Linked DNA regions of Mus musculus: all the other regions are linked to region 2. The links are chromatin loops, found by intact Hi-C in ENCODE. Cell type or tissue: heart. All regions are shown on one strand.

What was found. Peaks named below come from ENCODE experiments on the same cell type or tissue, not always from the same donor. Only the 100,000 strongest peaks of a DNase experiment are listed, where the experiment ranks them.
Region 1: it touches region 2 in a loop (4-fold over the local background); 5 of 42 quality-filtered maps call a loop at or near these places.
Region 3: it touches region 2 in a loop (2.4-fold over the local background); 9 of 42 quality-filtered maps call a loop at or near these places.

The regions. Positions count from the first base shown.
Region 1 is chr9:31,344,528-31,352,527 of GRCm38, reverse strand. It overlaps Prdm10 (PR domain containing 10), which reads right to left. Exons shown (of 21, transcript NM_001368846.1): 11 at 5,388-5,735; 12 at 3,261-3,416. Among named protein-coding and RNA genes, the nearest start is that of Prdm10, 35 kb to the right of the region's middle. In heart, CTCF peaks have their summits at 3,480 and 5,787; a DNase peak (open chromatin) is centred at 3,487.
Region 2 is chr9:31,208,369-31,216,368 of GRCm38, reverse strand. Aplp2 (amyloid beta (A4) precursor-like protein 2) reads left to right here and starts at 4,521. Exons shown (of 18, transcript NM_001357698.1): 1 at 4,521-4,746. The coding sequence starts at 4,642. In heart, a CTCF peak has its summit at 4,362 (motif pointing right); DNase peaks (open chromatin) are centred at 3,528, 4,488 and 5,278; H3K4me3 peaks cover 3,234 bases; H3K27ac peaks cover 2,489 bases.
Region 3 is chr9:31,147,136-31,155,135 of GRCm38, reverse strand. Aplp2 (amyloid beta (A4) precursor-like protein 2) reads left to right here. Exons shown (of 18, transcript NM_001357698.1): 15 at 1,637-1,722; 16 at 2,749-2,823; 17 at 3,144-3,299; 18 at 4,164-5,579. The coding sequence ends at 4,265. Among named protein-coding and RNA genes, the nearest start is that of St14, 19 kb to the right of the region's middle. In heart, a CTCF peak has its summit at 3,868 (motif pointing left); no DNase peak of the experiment used is centred here.

The sequences.
Region 1 (8,000 bases), 140 kb before region 2:
ACCAGTCTCACCCCCAGCTCTGTAGCCGTCTACCTGTTGTGGCCTCTCTTCACTTTCTGCCTTCATTCCCAGGGGACGAACCAGATCCTGGTGGAACATCCTGCTTTCCTCCCACTTGTGGTCCCCCTCGGCCCCTACTTTCCAGCCCATCTCCATTCCTAAGTGTCAGCCCACAATACCTAGAAACAATTTTTCCAGGAATCCCCCAGTGGCCACACCTAGCAGAATCCCAGAAGAAATCCCTACCAGGCAATGCACAGCCACCATAACCCACCCCTAAGAAACAGAGGGGGGAATAGAAACTAACAGCCTCCAAACAAAACCAAGACCAGATATCAGCACCTAGAATTATAATCTTCCCAAACCCAGATGCCTAGACACCAGCAGGCAAGCACAGTCAGTAACAGGCAGGACAATGTGTCTCTGCTAGAGCCCAGCAACCCTCCCACAGCAGACCCTGAGAACTGCAACATAGCTGAAGCACAAGAAAAAAATAAGAACAGCCTTTATGAATACGATAGAGGTCCTTAAAGAGGAAATAATAAAGTCCTTAAAGAAATCTATGACAATACAAATAAACAGTGGAAGGGATTGAATAAAACAGTTCAAGACCTGAAAGTAGAAACAGAATCAATAAAGGAAACCTAACTGAGGGAACTCTGGGCTGGAAAATTTAGGAACTCCATCAGGAACCTCAGAGGAAGCCTTGCCAACAGAAATCAACAGATGGAAGAGAGAGTCTCAGGCACTGAAGATACAATAGAAGAGATAGACACCACAGTCAAAGAAAGGGTTAAACCTAAAAACTCCTGGCACAAAACATACAGGAAATCTGGGACATTATGAAAAGAGCAAATCTAAGAATAATAGGACTAGGAAAAGGCAAGGCAACCTAAATCAAAGGCACAGAAAATGTTTTCAATGAAATCACAGAAGAAAATGTCTCCAGTCTGAAGAAGGACAACTTGCAAGTCAGTTCTTAGTATGTGGCTCCAGGGACGAAACTCAGGTTGGCAGTCTTGGCAGCAGATGCCTTTACCTACTGAGCCATCTGGCTGGCCCAACTCTCTTTGTCTTTAACCTTCCTAAACATTAAAATAATAACTGGCACAAAAAATATAGTCAAAAAGTATTAAGTCATGCCTAGTGGCCCTTGTCTATACCCCAACACTGATGAAGCAGAGGGAGGAGGAGCAGCTCAAGGCTAGCCTAGACAACACATCCCACTCGGGGCCAGCCTAGGCTACACGAGACTCTTTCTCAAAGTAGCAAAAACAACCAAGTGCTGAATGGGTAGAATGGGTGGATTGGCAAATGCTAGATCACAGCACAGGGATTCCTTTAGAGAGAAAGTCTATGGAGCTGGAGATGAAGTTGGTTGGTAGAGCCTGTGACTAATATACACAAAACCCTAAGTTCAAACCCCATACCCAGCATAGAAGGTGTGGAGGGGCAAAGGGAAAAGAGGAGAGGAGAAGGAAAGGGAAGGGGTGGGAGAAAAAGAAGGAAAAAGGAGAGAATTGGAGAGGAAAGATGAAATGTAATGGAAAAGTGTGAAGGGAAAAGGTGTAGTTAGAGCACCGGGCAGCACACAGTGAATTCACAGGCTGTAATTCTAACAGGGCCAAGACAGAGTGCTGCACACAGGAACGGCTTGTGGACATGGGGAAGAGAAAGGGGAGGAGAGTAGAGGAAGGGGAGGGGAGGAGAAGGGAGGGGAAGAGGGGAGGGGAGGAGAGGGAGTGGAGAGGAAAGGGAAGGGAGAGGAGATGTAACTATGGTGGTGTGTGTGTCTGTAATCCCAAGACTCGGAGGGTAAAAGCACAAGAATAAGTTTTGAGACCAGCCTGGTCCACATAGAAAACATTGGGAGAGAAAAAGAAAAAGGAAGGTGGGAGGAAGGTAGGTTGGGCAGGAGATGGGAGAGAGGAGGGAAGGAAGGAAGGAGGGAGGGAAGAGGAAGGCAGGGAGGGATGGAAAGAAGGAAGGAAAGAGAAAAGATAGGAAAACTGCAGTCCAATTTATACTGTTCACATTGGAGTTCTTTAAAACTTGTGTGTGTGTACAAGCATGCATGTGCACATGACATGGTTTGCATACAGACAGAGGATAACCCGTGGAGCCAGTTCCAGGGATCAAACACAGGTTGTTAAGCGCAGTGGCAAGCAGCCCCGCCCACAGTGACATCTGTGTCATCCGCTCATGTTGGTTTTTGAGACAAGGTCTCACTCTATTCCCAGGCTGGCCCTTAACTTGCTACATAGCCTAAGCTGGCCTCAAACTCATGGCAATCCTCCTCTGTCAGCCTCCTGAGTACTGAGATTCCAGGTAGATGCCACCATACATAGCTCGTAGTGGAATTCCTCAGAGATTTCAATCATGATGATATACTGTAAGCCATCACAAATATAACCCATAATTAATCGATAATGGATGTACTACAGAGCTTAAGCCTTTGCTCTTTAATGTTCACAGTCCACAGGGACATACCCCTCATTCTCCATAGGATCCATTTCAGCTTCTTCTTCCTTATTTAATTGTATCAATCATTAGTGTGGTGAAGACATTCAGGTACCACAAACACATGTTAAGGGCCAAGGACAACTTTTATGGGTAGGTTCTCTCTGTTCTCCATGGGGTTTGGGTATCAAACTCAGATTCTCAGGTTTGTGTGTCAAGTGCCTTTAGCCACTGAACTGTCACTCTGGCCCTCTACAGCAGTGTTTAGTGGTGACTGTCACTAACAAATGCTGAGTTTCCAGCAGACTTCCCCTTGGTGTCTTCTTAATTCTAGGGCCACTTTGCTTTCATTTGGGTTCACTGTGTAGCACAAACTGGCTAGCCATTAACTATATAGCTCAGGCTAGCCTCAAATTCCAGACCCTGCCTCAGCTTCCTGAAGATTGGGATTCCATGCCAAGCTATGCGTATTTCACCAGAGTTCTTGAAATCATTACATTCTCTAGAATAATCCAACCCTCGGACATGTCCCCTCTACCATCTCATCTACTAGAGAAGATCCGGCTGCCTGGATGGCTTACCTGCAGGCTCTTATCTGACTAAATGTTCAACAAGAATGACCTCTTGATTTAAGCAGCAAGTAAATGTACTGGTCTCTTTGGACTCCACAATAGCAATTTAGTTCTAATAACCATCACTTAGGGCATGTGCACAAAGCCACGAAACAAGCAGGTGTCCGTCCTGAGCCTGACTTGATCCAGGGCAGGCCAGTCCCCTCCGGCTGCAGGATGGCTTCCTACCTTAAACTGCTTCCCGCAGGTGGAACACAGGAAGTCCTTGCGGTCGGAATGCCGGAGCATGTGCAGTCTCAGCTTGTCGGGGCGACAGAAGGCCTTGTCACACTCTGTACACTGGTAGATCTTTTCAGAGTGGAAACTTCGCACGTGCTTTTTCACCTGGCAGAAAAGACCAGGAGGATGCTCAGGCCAAAAGAAAGGACCAGAGGTGGCTGTGACGCTAGAGGGAGCCCACGCACCACTGAGGACTTTCAGCAGCCTGGCCAGTCATCCAGTCTCAAGGGAAGACTGCCCTGAGTAACACACACTGTCCAGGCCACAAAGAAACAGAAAGGACAGACAGCCCCATAAATCTGAACCTCCCAGGTGACTTAAAGCATAAAAGTAGGAGCACTGGCTTGACCTTTTGTGCCATCTTCTTCCTTTTTAAGGCTAAAGGCAGGATGGCTTTGGATTTAAATGAATCTTGCTAAAAATTACCTATAAGAAAACAAAAGCCATTTGTCCTCATTTTTGTTTCTACACATTGTAGAGGTAACTGCGTCATTAGTAGCTGATGCTTTCATCTCTTCCTATTAAAGCAGGTCTGGGATGTAGCTCAGTGTGACATAACTGCCTGCAGCCATGCACGCTCTGGGTTCACTCTCAGCTCTGGAAGAAAAGGGTTCTGAAGAATGAGAGATAGAAATCAGGTGACACTGGCGACACCACTTCATGAGCACAGCCCTGACTGCCATCCTCCCTGACGAGACAGAATCCCCTGACTTTCAGATAATTTTATAGCTTCACCTTGGATTCAACTCCAGTACTTGGGTGAGGGTGGGGACAGAGAAAGACAGGTTCTGGACTCTCTTAGCTATAAATAATAAATGAAAACGCGCTTTGGGAGAAGCTAAAGCTCAACAGAACAATGTGTGCTTAGCATCCGGGATACTTTGAATCCAACAGCCAGCACTGAAGTGAAAAAGAAAACAGCAAGTCAGCTATGGACAGAAGCTGAGTAGAAAATCCTCCTAGCTAGGCCTTTAAAGCACATGGATTCACTAACACTGGAGTTCCTGTTGCTATTACATTATGCCTTAACAACTTTCCTAACGGTACACAGAAAAACTAACTCTCCAACACTCTTACGGTCAGAGAGCTAAGAGTAAATCCCACCTTCCTTTTGCTTTTGCAAATATATATATATATACATATATATATATATATGTATATATATATATATTTGGATTTATGAGACAGGGTTTCTCTGTATAGTCTTGCTTGTTCTAGAACTGGCTCTGTAGACCAGGGTGGCCTTGAACTTATGGAGATCCACCTGCCTCTGCCTCTCAAGCACGGGGAATAAAGGCATGAGCCACCATACCCTGCAGTTTAAAGACTATTTACATGATATATTGTGATTTAATCATTTACTGAATGAAAATATTATCGGTTAAAATGAGATCAGGGATGCTCCGGGACTTCTCTAGTCCCACTTTGCCCCAATACTACAGGAGAGACAGTCAGTGCTTGCCACAACAACGTATCATAGACCAACTCTGTTTCCTTCCAAATACACAGCCTCACTAAAGCAAGAGAAAGCGGAATGGAAGGGAGATGTTTCCCATTCAGAAATGATGGAAGACGTGTGGCAGACTCTATACTGCTTCATGAGTAGTGGATATTTGGCAAAGATTTTTAAAAAGACTTTTGAAAAATAATAACCAGATGTAGTGCTTCAAGATGAATTTTATATTTCTTTTTAGTGCACGTGTGCAATGGTGCCCATGTAGAGATCAGAGGACAATTGCAGGGGGTAGCTCTCATGTGGGTTCCAGGGACGGAACTCAGATCTTCTGGCTTGGCGGCAAGCCCCTTTACCCACTTGGCTATCTTGCCAGCACAAGATGTGGTGTTTATTACTAGAAATATAACTTAAGACATTTAAGTAACACTGATCTGAACAGCTAAGGAAAATAATACTCTGTACATGAAAAGCAGTTTGAAAACTATTGCAAAGTTATTTAAAAAAAAAAAAAAAAAGGATGAAAAGGCAGGAGCTGGACAGTATGTCTCCGTTTTCCAAAAATTGAAGTTTCTTTTACTAAAAGATGGAAGCAGACAGGAATGTCAGTCACAGACACTCACCTGGATAAAATCTGGGAACCGTTTCTTACAAGTTGGGCAGGTGAAGCAGCCATCATTGACATGAATGGCCACATGATCTTTCAACAAATCAAGGCGGTCAAAGGATTCTGGGCAAAAAATGCAAGAGTAAGTCTTCTGGTCCGAGTGCAGCTTCATGTGGCTCTCCAAGGAGGCGCTGCTGATGAAGCCCTTGTTACAGAGATCACAGGTCAACGGGCAGTTCCCCTCCCGCCCATGGAAGCGCAAGTGTTGGTCCAGTTTGTCCTTTTCCCGGAAGGCCTTCCCACACTGCAGACACTTAAAAGGCCGGAAGGACTTCCGGATAAACAGATGCTGAAGAGCTGCATTCTGAAAGACACAAACAGGGCCGTGTGCTGAGGAGACCCAGAGTGACGCCTGCAGTTCAGAAGCTGAACTCAAGGACACACGGGCAAGTAAGAAGGGCTAAGGCTGACACAGCCCCAAAGTCTGTGGTGAAGAAACGGTTTCAGGGTTTCACTTTATATCCATACGTGCGCACTTCCTCTGGAGAGGGTTTAAGTAAATTTCAAACCATGTTTTCTCTCTCTCGTTCTTTCTTCCTTTCAAGATAGGATCTCACTATATAGATAGCTCTGGCTGTGCTACAACTCACAGAGATGCCCCTGCCTCTGTATCTCAAGTGCTGGGATTAAAGGCATGTGCCACTACACCCTGCTCAAAACTTGTCTTTAATAGAAAAAAAAAAAAAAAGAAATAGAAAAAGAAGGAAAGAAGGAAGGAAGGAAGGAAGGAAGGAAGGAAGGAAAGAAAGAAAGAAAGAAAGAAAGAAAGAAAGAAAGAAAGAAAGAAAGAAAGAAAGAAAGAAAGAAAGAAAGAAAGAAATCAAGCCCAGAGCAGAACAGAAGAGAGCCTGGAGATGAGGAGGAGGGCACTTGGGTAAGTGACACCTGCGTGGGGAGAGAGGAGGGTGGCAGTCAGTCAAAGCCCTCCATCAAAGAATCTGAAACAGATGAAAATGTTTCACAGTAAAGTTAAGAGGAACCAATGGGCAATCAGACCTTCCCGGGAGAGGGAGGGGGGACAAAGAAATAGGTATGGGGTTCCTTTGGACATCAGGCATTAAGTCAGTCATGGATTTTTCAATATGTGTATTACAGATCTCAATTCAAGAAAATGAGCACAATGGGAAATGAAGATTTATGTGAATGTATTTGCTCATGGGGCATGGACGTGAACACATCATAAATGGAAAATATGCACTAAAGATCTTAGAGAATGTGAAGGACTAGTTCCTATGGTAGTTCTAGAAAAAGCTACCCTCACTGCTGCCCTTCTGGTCTAAACAGGTCAATTTTGCTCTTTCCTTTTCAGGACAGATTGCCCTTCTGTGGCCGGTTATCTGCCTCATAAATCTATACAACTCTCTCAGGGAATCCAAGCCGAAGAAGGTAGATGCTCAGTGGAATCTGTCACAGCTGCTGACAAATAACTGGCACGTCACCAAGAGCAAAGCCCCACAAATCTCTTTCACACAGAGAAACCAGAATCAATACTTCGTTGTGCCACAGGAAGACTCATTCCTAAGACCCTCAAGGCACAGAGGCACAGGTCTGCATGGCTTTACGGTGGGGAGCTCTCCAGAATATACCTGGGAATGTGCGCACCTGGACAGCTCTAGGGGAAAGTCACTGAAAGAGCAATAGGGATTGTCATGTATTATCTATGCAATGGAGAAAAGGCAGAGATCAGCTTACTTTCATTTGCTTATCAGAAGCACCTTGAAAAGTAAATTTGTTTGTTTTGGTTTGGTTTTGTTTTTCAAGACAGGGTTTCTCTGTATAGCCCTGGCTGCCCTGGAACTCACTCTGTAGACCAGGCTGGCCTCGAACTCAGAAATCCACCTGCTTCTGCCTCCCAAGAGCTGGGATCAAAGGCATGCGCCACCACGCCCGGCAAAAAGTAAATTTAATAGGAAGTAATTATGGGGAAAAGCGAAATATTTATTTTTGATCTACAGAAATTTCTGAACATGGTCCAATTCACATACCAGGAAACCTTCTCCAACAAGCCTCGGAGAGGTATTTACCGTGCTAGCTAGTCATTTATTTTGAGTGGTAAACAACAATTCCGTTGTCTTCCTAAGCTGACTGAGGCTGCAAGAGGTATGGGAGGGGAGGACCACATATTCTTCCCTTCTGTATCTAGATCCCATAATAAACTACTTAGTCAGGGGAAATCTCACATATTGGCTTGAAAACTAATAAATTGTATTTCAAATAAAACTCTAACATTATTCCTAGGTGCTTTCCGACAGTATCCACAGAGATCCTGCAGAACGGATCTTTTCCAAATCAGCCCCGGCTGCTCTCATTTCCTCGAGCTGCTTGGCGCATTAGCCTGACACACACTTGGCAAGAAGGCTCTTCCTACTTTCCTCTACCTTCAGAGTGTTATGGGAAGATGCCAGAAAAACAGATGCTCCTCTAAGGTTCAGTGAAGATTTGGGATTTAGATCATGTCTGCGTGTAAGAAGCACTTCCTTGATCTAGCCTAGGACAAGTTTCTGCGGACAGACCTGCTGCACAATCGCACAGGGGCCTCCATCTCTCCTGGGTGCTAAATCCACAGCTC
Region 2 (8,000 bases):
ATTTCATGTGCCTTCTCTTTCATAATTTCTGGCTGAGATCCTCAACATGTGTGTGACTAACTTTTAACTTTCTCCTTCACATTCTCATCTTGAGAAACTTCAGTTTTCCTCTTATGCTGGTTATGGCTTTCCGTCAGGACAATACTAATGTGTTCCTAACTTATGTTTGATAATTTAATGTTCAACCTAGACAGCTATTAAAAAAAAACCCAGCAAATATAAGTTTCCAATTTAAAAAAAAAATTTTTTTGAGGTTCATAGCAAGGGGCCTGCAAAATGTCAGCGTTTGGGAAGCAGCAGAAGAGTCACAAGTCTGAGACTAGCCTGGACTGCTAGGGTAGTTACACATCCATTCAACAATGTTGGAAGAGTGCCTTGAATGGAACCCAGGGCTTCCTCCCCGCTAAGCACAGGCTGTAACACTGAGCTATGCCTCTGGCCTAGCACATAGTCTTGGAACACTGGTTAGTAACAATCCCTCTTCTAGACTGTAGAGATGGCCCCCTTCAGAGGCTTGTGGTACCAACAAATGGTTATATTCTGTCTACAACTAGTATAGCAGGGGTGTGTATCAGCTCTCTGTGTGGACACGAAGGGGTTCTAAATTCAGCAAGGAAAAAGACAATTACCAAATTACCCTAAAGGAAACAATACACCAACCACATCTTAAATACCAAGGCAGCCAAACATAATCAGGAAGAAGGCAGTGTCTAGAAAGAAGCAAGTGTGTGAAGGCCACCAGCAGTGGCCAAGGAGTATAACCCATTCCCAGCCAATCCCCTTCCTCCAATGGTTCCACGAGCTGTTAACCAGGACTATTCCATCAGAAGCATCCACAAGCATGACGTGTGCTGACACAAGGGCATGTAACAAATATCAGAAAGTTCATTTTATCTAACTGTAAAGTGCTAAAGTCACTGTCATTCTTATCTTTTTGGGGTTAGCTGCTCTATAACAAAAATATGGTGAGAATATAGCTAAATCTTATTTGAAGAAGCAGTCTGTCTATGCTGCTGAAGTTGCCCTTCAATTCCAGAGTCAAAGGGTGCCTGCCTTACCTTTCTGCAAACACAAATCGATGGCTCCTCCATGCTCAAGTTATAGTTGATAAATTTAATAGGTTTGATAATTTAATAGATTTAATATTCAACCTAGAAAGCTAAAAATTAGCAAATATAAGTTTCCAATTAAAAAAATATTTTTTTTTGAGGTTTGTAGCCAGGAGCCTATAAAATCTCAGCATTTAGGAAGCAGAGCAGGAGAATAACAAGTCTGAGACCAGCCTGGACTGCATAGAAGCAAAACAATAATGGATCTGGGTCTTGTTGTTGCTGGGATATTCCCATCTACCATACTCAAGAATTGAGAAACCACTACACTACCTTGAAGCACTCTTTCTTCTTATTTTTTTAACCACCCTCTTTATAATTCTTAAATTTTTTCCATTGAAGCACTCTTTCTTCTTCTTCTTTTAACCGCCCTCTTTATAATTCTTAAAATTTTTTCCAGTCTTACATTTATCAACAAACAAAAATAAAATTCATGAGCCAAAAAAGCCATCAAAAAACAAAACAAACAAACAAACAAACAAACAAAAAACCAAACCAAACCAAACCAAAACCAAAAAACCAAAAACCAAATAAACTAAAAACAGGGAAAAGCATGTGAAAAGAAATATGGATTCTGGCATTAGCAGCTGAACAGAGAAGGTGATCTTTGTTTAAATTCTTAGTGGATGATAAAGTGTAGCAACTGAACATGTACAAATTATTTAAAACCTGGAATCACTGACCAGAAATTTTACACAGTTGGATCATGGGAAGAGGATTAAGAATGAACCTACAGGGGCTGGAGAGGTGGCTCAGCGGGTAAGAGCACTGACTGTTCTTCCAAAGGTCATGAGTTCAAATCCCAGCAACCACGTGGTGGCTCACAACCATCTGTAATAAGATCTGATGCCCTTTTCTGGTGTGTCTGAAGACAGCTACAGTGTACTTAGATACAATGATAAATAAATCTTAAAAATATATATATATAAAAAAAGAACCTTTAATCCCAGCACTTGGGAGGCAGAGGCAGGCAGATCTCTGAGTTCGAGGCCAGCCTGGTCTACTCGAAACCCCCCCCCCCCAAAAAAAAAGGGGTGGGGTGGGGTGGGGAATGTACTGAAGATAAAGTGTGCTCAAAAGATACAGTGTGCCTAGGATGCTGGAAGACCTCTGTTCAGTTCCCAGACTTAAATAAAATAAAACAAAATAAAATACTAGTAATTAGACTTTCCTAGGAAGCTTCATAAATATATGTATATTAGAGAATCGGAATTTCTGGAGTTGTGGTCCTTTGTAATAAAATTCATAGTTGACTCTGAAACGCATCTTCAATTGGGAGCAGCAGTCATAGTCTGCATCTCACATATGTATAGGGTATACACAGAGGATCGAAGACTCCTGCACAAGTTAGAAATACAACCATGAACTCTGGGCCTTTTAAAACAAAGAAATGCATATGCCTTAAATGTATGTGGAAGACAAAGTCTGAGTCTTATGAAAATAGAACAAAATGATTATCTTAGAACCTTTTACTTTTGTGCACAAAGATAATAAAGGATTCTTAGACCTAGACCACATTTGGGATGAAAATTTACTGTCTGAGAGCTGCAAGAGTAGACACACTCCAACAGCATCATGTAATAAAGATAGAGTAGCATTTTAGAGTCCAGAACATGGTCGATGTGTCAATCACCTCTCATGAATACTCTTCAATGTCTGAAAATGCAAACAAACTTTTTCCAGTTCCAACTTGCTTTAGGCTGAAATTCCCTTACGTCATTTCCTAAATTCGTTTCCCCCCTCCCACATATTAGATGCTTTTACTATTTCTTCACAAGGGCAGGGAGACAGAGAAGAGAGGGGAAGATCCAGAAAGGGAGGGCAAAATCTTAATTTCCCTTATCTTTTCTAAGGGCCACTAATCCTGTCCTGAAATGCCCCCCATCCATGACCTCAACTAAATCCAGTTACCTTTCAAAGGCCCCACTGACAAGTGCCACATTTGTTCAATGTATAAATGAGAGTGAAGGTAAATTCAGTACTAAACTCATGCTAATTCTAGGGCCTCTGGATTGAGTACTAACATTTATCGAATGAGGTCCCCATTTGGAGACTCACTGGGCGTAATTCATGTCTTGTCAGTGATGTGAGAGACATAGAGACCTAGCCATGGGAAAGTGCCACGGTATGATACAGCCCTCTCAGCATTCTGAGGTGGGTGAAATGACATCTGTGTAAGGTGTTTCCTGTAGGTGGAATGGAGGATTGTGGGAATGGAGCAGGAGCAGGAAGGGCTGTGCAATGGAAAGGTGTCTGGCATCCATTGAGAATGAGGCAGAGCCAGTTTGACCACAGCGGGACTGCTTACGTTGGCGTGCAGTTGCAGAATGCATCTGTAAAATACAGGGTCCTTACTGTCCCACTCTGCCCACTATAGACACTGTCTCTCCCTCTCCACTAAGATGCTTCCTGCGGAGAGGAACTTGGTTCTTGATATGGTTGAAGCTAAAGAAATGAGTCCAGGTCTCTGCAGAGGGTGGTACATAAATCACCCGCTACGGAAAGGAAACAAAGCCAGCAGAGCCCTCGTGATGGAGAGGACAAGGTGCCAGTTGTGAACTGGGGCAGCAGGCCGCTTTCCCAGGAACCAAGATGCTGGGGAGCATGAAAAAAGAGAGAAAGCGTGTCTTTTGCTTTAGAGATCTTAAACTGAAGAAAAATGATGCCAGAATCCTGTCCTGAAACACATGAGAAGGGGGGTGGGGGGGTGGGAGCTTGTGTTTCAGTGGCCTGGCGCCACTGGCCTCGGCGGGGAAGGCCTCTCTGTGCCGCAGGGGCTGTGACGACGAGGAGGGGCAGGGAAAGGACCTAAGGAGCAGAGGTCAGCGGTGTGCAGACACTGCGGGTTCAGGGGCGAAACAAGGGCGCAGAGGTCTGGGGGGGAAGAGCGCGCCCCGTGCAGCGCTGGGGAGAGCAGAATGTCGGCGTTCATCCTCCAGGGCGACAGGGTCGGTCCTCTGCAAACCGTCCGGAACTCCCAACAATTCATCCTGTTTTTAATTAAAACATTTTCCAGAAGCCCCAAAGAGGGCGGTACCCAAAGGAATATGGAAAATATCCTGCAGGGTTAGGGGAGTGGGGCGTGCCCAAATCCCGATGCTGAAGGTGGATGATGTAGAGCCACCCCAGGAGACAACCAAACAGGAGCCTCCCGCCCTGGGAACAGCGGCCCACGGTCTACCCGCGAAGACTCCTGCGCCCCCAGCCTCGGGTCCAGAGCGGGGGCGGGGCTGGCCGTGGCTTGGGGCGGGGCCACGAGGGGGCACGCGCTGGGCGGGGAGGGGAGTCGGTGTATCCGTGCTCTGATTGGACCTGGGCTAAACAAGGGGAGGTATCTTAGGCCAGTTATGCCGGCTCGTATTGGGTCCTGTCGAAGAGGGGCGTGGTTTTGTGAAGTCAGTTCCGGTCGATGTAAAACCCCCGGGGCGGCGGCGAACGGGCTTCAGACGCTTCTGGGTCGCGGTAGGGAAGCGCTGTAGCCTGGCTGTGCGAGAGACGGGGAGAGCCCAGCGCCACAGCGACCTGGAGAAGGATGGCGGCCACCGGGACCGCGGCCGCTGCGGCCACCGGCAAGCTTCTTGTCCTGCTGCTGCTCGGGCTCACGGCGCCCGCTGCGGCTCTGGCTGGCTACATAGAGGTGAGGACCAGGCGAGCTCCCGATCTGCGTCTCCTCCGGTCGCCCGGGAGCACGGCCTGTGGGCGGGCGTGGGACCGGGGGCGCGGCGCGAGGCTCGGCGCAGCGGCGGGTTGCCTTCCCCCCACCCCGCCCGCGCGCCTCAGCTTTGCGCAGAGCTTAGCGCCGAGGTCGGGCTGCCTCTGTCGCCGCAGAGGCCAAATGAAAGGCGTCGGGGCTGCGGGGCCGCCCCAGCCCCCTACCCGCTGGCGGCGCCGCCGCATCCTCGGGGACACCGCACCGCGCGCTCTCCCTCCCCCGGGGCCGTGCGCGCCTCAGCCGTGCGCCCTGCGGCCCCGCGGCGCTCTAAATGGGGCGGCCTGCACCGGGTCCCCGGTGCCCGCAGCGGTCGGGGGCCTGGGCTTCGGGCTCGCACCTTGACGGTCGGCGCGCAGCAGTCGTTGACCAGGTGGACTTGGCAGCGGGGATGCGGCTCCAGCCCTGGCGAGTGGCCGAGATGCCGAGGGAGCGGGGAGAGGAGGCGCCGCCAGGGCAGCGGGGCGCTCTGCGCCCTCCCTTGCCTCCCAGTCGTTTGCACAAGTCTGGCAAACTAGGGAGCCCGGCTTTCCTCCTCCCAGGGGACGTTGAAGCTATCCACCAGTACATTTGGAAAGCTTCAGGGGGTACTTTACGTGGGTCAGGGTCACAGTGATTGTTCTGCACCAGAGGTCACCCCCGTTAACCTGGTGAAGTCGTCTAGGGTCCCAGGTGGTTGGCGGGAGTTCAGGCCGCTGGAAGAGCCAGGATGTCGGATGTGGAACCCGTACTGCAGCTTGCTCTGCACCTAGCCTCCCCGCAAGAACCCTCTGTCGCCTAGGGAGACATGGGACTTTATTTTTACTTACTTTCTCGAAATAATGCTTGAACTGTAGGACTGGACTGTGTGTTTCTGGTGTTGTTTATTTCTTCTTGCGCCTGCTTGTATTAAAAAAAAAAAAAAAACCCACCGTGGCTTTCTGTACGTTGAGCCAGTGTCAGAGATTGCGTTTGATAAAATAGGCATGACCTGAGAATGTTCTAATTAAAAACCCGGCTCAGAGTGAATTCATTTCTACAGAATGTGTAAATATTTCTATTGGTAAAAAGATCTAATGAGGAAAAAAATCTTCCGGATGGCACATCTTAAAACAATCTTTGTATTCATCTTGCTTGAAACTTTTTGACTGAGGTGGGAAAAAAAGATAAGTCTTAAGTAGAAACAGTTAATGTTTATACACACGAACTTTTCGATTCTTTCAGCTTCCACACAGTTGGTAGGGCTGTATCTGTGATCCCTGATAAGATGTCACTGGGAAACAGCTACATTGAGCGGGGATAAGAAGAGAAGGGTGGGGAGACCGAGTTTTATATATTGGGTGGGACTTAATGGGTCAGTGTCAAAAACCATTGTTCACACTCCACCTCACTTTCCAGCGGTGTGAGAAACTTTAGGTACTAGTGAATTCACAATAAAGAATTCATCAGTTTTAAAGAATCCATTTAATATTTAATGTCTCCAGGGGAAAAATACCAATATCAGAATTAGTTGTTATGGATTAATTTTGACAGATCGCCACGCTGTTCAATTGAAAAGTTTGTCTAAACAAAGTAAAAAACATTTTTGCAGAATGCTTTTAAAATGGAGTTTTGTAGACTTTTCACTTCCTTGGAACAATATTTTTATTCACACTGTCATTGTCTCAAGTGGTCTTTCCTTTGGCTGCCTGGCAGAGTTTTATTCACATGTGTACATTCTCTTTGCTTATTTGCTGTCAAGCAGAGGATTGCTAAAGCCATAATTCAGATGAGAATGGTTTAAATCATGATGTCTTTGAGAAGGCCCTTATTGAGATTAGCCAAGGGGATTCTGGCCAAATCCCTGATCAAGTTGCTTGGCACAGAATTATTGATTGGCGGATCTTTAGTGTTGCTTGGTGTTGACTAAATTAATCTTTTGCACCTGTTTTTTTTTTTTTTTTTTTTTTTTTTTTTTTAATAACACCTCTCTGCTCTGGGCACTTCCTTTCATAATTCCCAGGGCACATTTTCTTGTGTGCAAGACCCAAGTGTGTGCCCAAACTGCTCCCTTTACTATGGATGTTTGAGCTTCTGAAAGCCAGAACTTGAATTTACTCTGCTACATCTGAAAGTGATCCTTTGGTGGGCAGTGTCCAGGAAACTCAAGAATGACAACCGAAGTGGAACCTGCTTTCTGAGATACTTGTGAAAGGTGGCGTTGTATCAGGGTAATGCTTCTATTGCAAGTGCATTTTAAAGACACTGCTGGCAACAGGAACTAAACTAGGTTCATCAGTGTGCTCTTCTGTAGAAGAATTCATGTCATTCCCATCTTAACGAAGCAGTCAACATAATGGGACTTACAGGGTTGAGGAAGGAATTCTTCAATGCCATTTATGTTTGAAAGTTAGGGGAAAAGACTTTAAAATATTTTAAAAGATGTATTTTATTATTTATGCATGTGTGTCTGTGTTAAGAGTATGGTACATGTGTGCCCTTTGGAGGCCAAGAGGTTTTGGATTCTCAGGAGCTGCAAGGAATTGTGAGCCACTTGATAAAGGTTATGGGCTCCAGGCTCAGGTCCCACTTTGGAAGAGTGAGAAGTACTTTTCAATACTGTGTCTCTCCCGCTCTCACTCTAAAATATTTTAAAGATGCATTCATTTGTTTATTTTGTGTATTGAGGTCACTGTGGTGGTCATAGGACAACGTATAAAGTATGGGAGTCACTTCTCTCCTGCAGGCCCTGTCAGGCAAACTCAGTTGGTCAGACATGGCAACAGTGCCTTTGTCCACTGAGGTATCACACTGCTGGGGAAACAAGCTCTGAAGTAACTGAATTTGCTGAATCTGTTTTGTTTTTTCCAGACAGGGTTTCTCTATGTAGCCTTGGCTGTCTCTGTAGACCAGGCTGGCCTGGAACTCAGAGATCCACCTGCCTCTGCTTCCTTAGTGCAGGGATTAAAGGCGTGTGCTGCCACCAACCAGCCCAGAGTCTGCTTTTAAAAGCCTTTTTTTTTTTTTTTTTAGATAAAATGCCAAATGCCAATCAGGTATTTTTCTATGAAAGTGTAGCTTCTGAATTGAGATGTGCTATAAAGTGTAACACACACCAGGATGTGAGGATTTAGTATGAAGATATTAAAGTATCTCAATTTTTGTATTGGTGCATTGGCTAACGTGCCTTTGCATTACTTTTCAGTTTCTTTGCGCTCTGATGT
Region 3 (8,000 bases), 61 kb after region 2:
TTACTTTAAACGGATGTGTTGGGACACATTTCTGTGCATTATGAAACCAAAGTCAGTTTAGTCAGAAACACAGTACTGGGATAGCCTGGACCAACCAAAGTCAGTTTAGTCAGAAACACAGTATTGGGATAGCCTGGACCAACCAAAGTCAGTTTAGTCAGAAACACAGTACTGGGATAGCCTGGGCCAAAGCAAGTCCTTAGATGGTTTGGTTCAGTCTTTGTGTTCTGAGAGTCTTGCTCTTAGGACTTTTTAAAACTCTGAGAAGAGCATGAGGTGGGAAGAGCTCAGAATTAGAATTTAGTAGTCTTGATTCTGAGCATCCATGCTAAGTAAGCCAATACCCTTCTACATTCCTCTTTCTTGAATCGTGGGCAGGCAGTGTGGTTTCCTTTGAGACACAAATAACTGGTATCAGGTTATGCTTTTCTTTGAAGTAAATGCTTTAGAACAAAATGCATCGCTTTGGCTCCAGTGTACTGAGTTAGTAAACTAACCAGGCTGCAAGCTCAGCAGCCTCGTGGCTATTATTAATCACTCCTGTTGGACTGGGTTAAGAAAACAAGTCCAGTTGTGAAGTAAAAAACTTCTCTGTGGCTGGGCTTTGTATCATTGCCTGCCTTTGGCATCTCCAGGACAGCAGTGGTGAATGTAAACTTAGGTTGGAATCAACTCACTTGCAGGCAGTTACCTTAGCATGTCAAGTCTCTTTATAAAGGATTCAAATCATAGATACATATAAACTAAATATATTCTTATAATAAGAAACTTGTGATAACCAGGAATCACATGCTTGAAGCTAAAAATAAAAGGGCTTTTTCTTTCTGCATCTGTGCTGAGTCCAGCCATAGTGTGTATTTGGATGCTGTTATCTATGTGCCACACATGAGTGATGTTGGCTCAAGCCATTTCTGACCTTGGAAAAAGGACAGGTGCTGGTCTTGCTCCCTTCACCTTGCTTAAAATTCTTCATGTACATAAACTGCTTTTTTCCTGTCACCTGGGCTTACCTACAATTTGAGATGTAACTCTAGGATCAGGTTTGAGGGATCAGACAGCCAGTGGGAGACATAAAAGGAGATAGATGATTACAAACTTATGTTAACTGCTACAACCTATAAATGTCTCCCTAGAGAACCCGAAGCTTGAAGGGAAAATAGGAAGACTTGAGGGTAGGAGGTGGCAGGGGTTTGAAGCAGAAACAATTTCTTTTGGAGTGAACTGTTATGCTCAAAGCACACATGCATCTATTCAGTAGGCTCTAGGTACCAAAGAATTATGTGGTTGCGTAGCAGGTGCTGTTAGAGTCATAGGCAAGGGCTGGAGCATGCTCTATATTCTGGAACACCCTCAGGCTCAGCTTCTCTGCAAAGCTTACATTCCATTTCTTCAGGTGGGAGACCAGGAAGTACTTTGTCTTCCTTCATTATATGCATCAGTCTTTTGAAAATGCTTGTACCATTCATCCTTGCAAAGCACAGCGCATCCTCAAACATGCCAATGCAGTGACTGTTTCCAGAGTCATGGGGGTCTTTGATAAGAAGCTCTCTGGCCCTCAGGCAGGGATTTGCTGCTTCTGAGAGATTGGCCTGAGGTGGGCTGCCGAGGAACTCAACTGTGAACATTTTCTACACAGGCTCTGGAATGGCAGAACAAGACGGGGGACTGATTGGTGCAGAAGAAAAAGTGATTAACAGCAAGAATAAAATGGATGAAAATATGGTGAGCCGCTTGTCTTTTGCATGTAGCACGCTTCCTTCTGTACACTGGAGCCAAAGGCATGGTAGTACATCCAGGCCAGTGAGTGCCCTTCTTGCACGAGTAGACAGTAAGGGAGCAACCACGCCCACTTATTGCAGATGAGGGAACCCATGAAGCTGATTTTTTTTTTTTCATTAGTATATGGTAGAAAAAACATACCTGTAACGAAAAGTATGTATCAGAGGCTATTTTCATTTCAGGTAAGTAAGTATTTATTAGGTGGAGAATTGAGTAAAATTGAGTTTTCTTACACCTCCTTTTTTTTTCCTGGTGTTTCTCTCCATTTAGATTGTTTAATTACCTTCAGCTGAACTAGATTTTGTTTTTTAGTTGTGTGTGTGTGTGTGTGTGTGTGTGTGTGTGTGTGTGTGGTGTCCCGTGTGTGTGTATGTGTGCGTGCTTGCGTGTGTGTGTGTGTGTGTGTGTGTGTGTGTGTGTGTGTGTGTGTGTGTATAGGTGGTGTCCCGTGTGTGTGTGTGTGTGTGTGCGTGTGTGTGTGTGTGTGTGTAGGTGGTGTCCCGTGTGTGTATGTGTGTGTGTGCGTGTGCGTGTGTGTGTGTAGGTGGTGTCCCATGCGTGCTGTGGTACGCAGACACATCAGAGGACGAGGAGCTCTTCTTTCTTTCCATGTAGACCCCAAGGATCAGACTGAGACTGTCAGGTTTGCTGGCGGGCACTTTGACCTGCTGAGTGCTTGCCGGGCGCGAGTTTATGTTTAAATGTTTGTTAGTTGTCTGTCCTGAGCTTTGTCACCACCACAGTTCCTTCAAGGAAAGTTCAGGTAAAGAGCCTCACAGGACTGGAGGGGCCTCCATACAGCACGTCTTCCCTACACTTACCCCTCCTTTTGGAGGTTTGCTGAGTGGATCTGGATGAGTGTGATGGAAGAAAACCGCTTCCCAACACCCCATAGCATTGTAAAGGAGTGACATTTATGTTCATTTCCCTCCAACTCACTGAGTAAATGCTGCTGTTTGTGACTTTCAGGTCATTGACGAGACTCTGGATGTTAAGGAAATGATTTTCAATGCTGAGAGAGTTGGAGGCCTTGAGGAAGAGCCGGTATGTATTTACTCCAGAATGGAAGGGCTGTCTTCATGTCTTTTTCTTTTCAGTCATCTTAGTTCAAGTGGAAATGAAAGCTCTGTGATATTTTCAGTTACTAAGGGGCTCTTGTCCTGGTTTCCCATATTTCTGAGTAAGAATGCAAAAAATGAAAATGTCCATGTAGATTAGAAAAAGTGGGCAACTTCCCTGATATGGTGACAGAGCAGGATCTTTGTGTTGTCCTGAGTTTTTGAAACCACCTGAGAGGCCCATGGTCCTCTCTCGGTGTCCAGGGAGTCACCGGACTTTGTTTCCTGTGTGCTTTGTTGTTTTAGGAATCGGTGGGACCTTTAAGGGAGGATTTCAGTTTGAGCAGCAATGCCCTTATTGGCTTGCTGGTTATCGCAGTGGCCATTGCTACGGTCATCGTTATCAGCCTGGTGATGCTGAGGAAGAGGCAGTACGGCACCATCAGCCACGGGATTGTGGAGGTAAGGACTGGACTGCCTTCTCCCTTTGATCCAAGCTGATGAGGGCTTGCTCTGCACTGTCAACCGGGGGTGAGTGGTTAGGTCTGGAACTGTATGTAATTCAAAGATCTGGATTAAGTGCTGGGCATGTTGCTGCTGTCCTTGGTATTAATCATTGGATTATTAGGACACATTTTGAAGATGAGCCATTGCTGAGGTTATGTTGCTCTTGTTTCAAGAGACTATCACCCACTTTCAGAGAGCCACTTGTCACTGTGGTTTGCAAAAAACCGGTCCTTTAAAAGTTCAGCAAAGGGCTGGAGAGATGGCTCAGTGGTTAAGAGCACTGACTGCTCTTCCAGAGGTCCTGAGTTCAATTCCCAGCAACCACATAGTGGCTCACAAACATCTGTAATAGGATACAATGCCCTCTTCTGTTATGTCTGAAGATAGCTACAGTGTACTCACTTATGTAAAAAAAAAATAGATCTTAAAAATAACAAAAAAATAAAGTTCAGTAAATGTGTCAGTCAGTCACAGTGTGCTTCAGTTTCACAGCAACTTGAAAAAGGGAACAGTACTGCCACCTTGTGGTAAAAAAAAAAATGACAGAAACAGGAATCCCAAGGACCCAACTGAAATTGTCAAGTTTGTTGACAGTGTATTTGTCTCAATGGGACCAAGCTTTCAGAGAGAAGCTTTGCCTCTCTGACCGCCTCCCTCCCTTCCTATGTCCTTGACACCAGCTCCTGTTTGATCTGTCCAGATAAAAAGCATGCTGGGCTGCTTTGAGTCCACGGGATTGGACAGGGAATAGCCTGATGTCCTGATGCTCAGCAGGCCTCTTCAGTATCCCACAGTGACCTGCGGTCTTTGTTCCTACAGGTTGACCCAATGCTCACCCCAGAAGAGCGTCACCTGAACAAGATGCAGAACCATGGTTATGAAAACCCAACCTACAAATACCTGGAGCAGATGCAGATTTAAGGACAGCGTGTGTGACACCCTGGCTGAGGCTGCTGCAGGTGGGCTGGAAGAGGCTCAGCGTTTGTGCTTGACTGCTGACCACCAGTGGTGCCAGAAGGCCTCATCCTACATCCTGCTCTCCTGGATTGTTAAGACTATAAAGTACTACTGTAGGATTGCAATTTCCATTCTTTTAAATGGGTTAAAAAGATGTTAATATAACAATATATGATATATAAACCTTAAGTGAAATGAAAGAAAAAGATCTATTGCAGATATCTGATGGATGTAGTTTTCTTTTTTTAAATTAGAAATGCCACTTCTATTGTATTGTCTCACACATGCTCTATATAAATGGGAAATGTTGATTTTTTTGATGATAGACTATATACACAGGCTGTTCCCGTTATGTAAGTCAGTTCTTCAGGCTCATTTGCTGTGCTGGTTTTACTATTATTTGTTTTCAATGTATAAAGGCAGTATTTCCCTTTTCAGGTTGCTGAGAAATGTAAGAGGAGCTGAAGTACATTGTATGCAGTTACTGACTGCTTTAGGCATAGTCTCCGCAGAAGCCTCGTGTGTCCAGTGCTGGGTGTTTGGGTGCTTCTGTACCAGCCGTCCCCAAGCAGGGCTAAGGCACCTTGAACTAGCCAGATGCAAACATAGATTCACTGTGCTTTCCTTTCAAATCCAGTTCTTCCACAGCAACTAGCCCATAGTCAGTCTGTGTTCTTCCACAGTTGTTTACGGTAGCCTTTTCCTATCCACTTCCCTTACCAAGTGTATCCAAGCGTGCACCCACCTCCTCATTGGATGGCTCCCTCCATGCACTGACCCTCTGCCTGCCTTTGTACCTCACTCACCTCCACCGCTCTCCAGCCCCTCTGATGGCCACTCAGAGAATACCATAATAAACATGGCTGAGGACCCAGGAGAGTTCACGGGAGGCTTCATCATATGAAAGGACAATGTTCTGGGTTGTGCATGAAATTGGATCTGTAGACACTGTGGAAACGTTTGAAAGTGTTTGTTTCCTTCATATGAACCTGTAAAATGCTGTGTAGCTGGAGTTCACGCTCACAGCCTTTAGCGCTTTGTTGCTTGTTTTGTTTTAATCTGAAGGTTCTGGTAACCTGTTTTTGTTTGTTTGTTTATTTGTTTTGGTTTGGTTTTTGTACTTTTCTGTGACTCACCTGCCCTTCCTTCCCCCCTTGGCCCTAGCCGTGCCTCGTCCCACTATGCACAGATTGAAACTTCACCTACAAACCTGTTAGTGTGATCTGTGGAGAATGTACAGAACTTAACTACATCAATAAACACTTTAACGTCCCCTGAGCACCTTGTGTTCCTGACCATGGCTTCGATCTATGCTGATGGAGCGTTCTAGGCCTGCTTTTGGGGATGAAGGGTGTCTATCTTCCTTCAGTGAAGAGTTACTAGCCTGTATTACAGTGGCCATAGTAAGTTGAATCAAGAGCTCCGTTTTCATTCCAAAAAGAAGGAGAAAGTGACTGGCTTGCTGGCTGTTGTGGGATAATCTCAGCACTGTGGGGGAGGGGTTGCTCACACGGAGGACTGATGAGGTGACGGCCACTATTGAGCGGGTAGCAAGACCCTATTTTACGCGCAAAGAAAGATGAAGGAAAGCCTGCCTGTGGCATTTTGCAAAATTTAAGTCAAGACTTCTTCCCACTGTTAAGAATAATGTCAATAGAGCTTATGGCTGAATTTTCAGGAAGCTGTCCATAGCCGCTGCGGCGTCTGAGCTTAAGTGACTTGCCACTAGAAGTCCCTGTGCTCAGCGACTTGGGCTTTTAGCTGCTTCCAGGGCTTTGGGCCTGAGCACTGTTATCACTCAGTCTTAAATACTATGCTACAAGAGTTGATACATGTTATGAAACATGCAGTTACTGGGGTCATACCGTATGAGTTTCTAAGCCAGTAAGCATAGGGTGGGGACATGCTGCCAGCAGTCTGATTCTCTGTTAACATTCAACACTGCCCAGCTGCTTCTATGATGTCCCCTCAGGTTACTGCCCAAGAGAGTCACAAAGAGAGAGAGACCTTTATATTTGAAGTGGCTTTAAAGAGGTACCACTGGACCCTCTATTGCGGCCTGGGAAATGACTTTGCCATTCATTATCTAATTCAAAATACAGCTTTGTTTATTTGTCTATTGTCTGTTCACGGATTCTCAAGTATTGTGTGGCTTGGCTATCTTTGCAAGCCAACCCCAGTCCAAGTCTATCCAACTGGTCAGCTCTCAGAACTTGTCACCAGCACTCTGTTGACAGTGGTGTTCTGGGTGTTGAGAGCTTGTGAGAGGACCGTGCATGACCCACAGTGGATTAGCTACAGTAGAGGTTGGGTCAGAACACAAGAATTCCTGCAGCCAGGCCTGTGTGTGTCTCTCCCTGTACGGGTTTGCTTTGCACTCAGCAAGGCGTTGACTCATTTAATTGACTTCGCCTTAAACTGTAGAGGTAGTTGTGTTTATGGTAGCCATATAGTGATTACATTTTGTAAGGAAACACCCACAGAAATGTAAAGCGGGAACTGCCCTTTGACCTCACCCAAGCAGGACGGCTCCCTCATGGGCACAGAAAGAAACTTACTCATCTCCTGGTTTCTGCTTGGATGACTAAGCTGTGACCTCTGGGGAATGTGGCCCTGCCCACCTTGCAGTAAACCTCAGGTGCTGGCTGCTATTGAGAGTGAAGGGCCTATCTGCCTGTTCGCTCTCAGTTGCAAATCCGAGCCCAGTGGCTGAGATCTGTGCCTGACCCAGCTATGTAGATGACCTGCTGTGGTTTCCGTTGCTTTGACAATCGATACTCTTATTTTTGAAGACATGGGTTAGAGTGCAGTAAGTCTCTGAGATTCCAGAGGATCCAGGGGGCATATCCATAGAAACATACTGTCAGATTCTTAGGAGAGGACAAGGACAAGGGCAGAGCAAAATGAAGTAAAGGGGCATCTTGATTGTAGCTGAAACATGACCCCCGCATCACCTGCACCACCTCATGACACAGCCGGAGTCTGGTTCTGACAAAAAGGAATATTTCCCTTTATTTATAAAATGAAGAGGCCGATGTCTCTTGCCACTTTGCCTATGAAATAGGCATGTCTTTCTGTCCTTTGTGGTCTTGGTCACAGACGTCATTAGTCAGTTCTTCTGTCGAGCAGCCCAGAGATTAGGCGTAAATTACATTTCCCCAAAATCTTTGAAATAGATTAGAGAGGACTTGGGAAGTCTCTAGATTTCTGGCCAAGAATATCCAGATCTGGGTAACAATTTGAAAGTCAAATATTGGGTGACAGCGGTGCACTCCTACAGGAGTGCCAGTCCTGGGGAGGCTGGGGCACGACAACTACTGAAGGCCAGCCTGGTTTTTATAGTTCAGAACCAACTTGGACTACGTAGGAGACCCTGTATCAGGATGTGTGTGTATTTGTGTGTATGTTTATGGATGTGGATGGATGGGTGTGTGCACATACACATGGAAACTCGTAATTGATGTTAAATGTCTTCCTCAGTTTTTTCTCCACCTTAAAAACAATTTGTGTGTGTGTGTGTATGCTGTATTTGTATATGTCTGCAGAGGACATCAGACACCCAGGGGCTGGAGTTACAGAGTTTGTGTGCTGTCCATCATTCAGTTAGGAACTGAATCCCAATCTCTTGGAAGCAAGTACTCTAAATAACTGCTCCAGCCCAGTCCACTTAGTCCCTCACTAAACCTGGCTCCCCCCTTT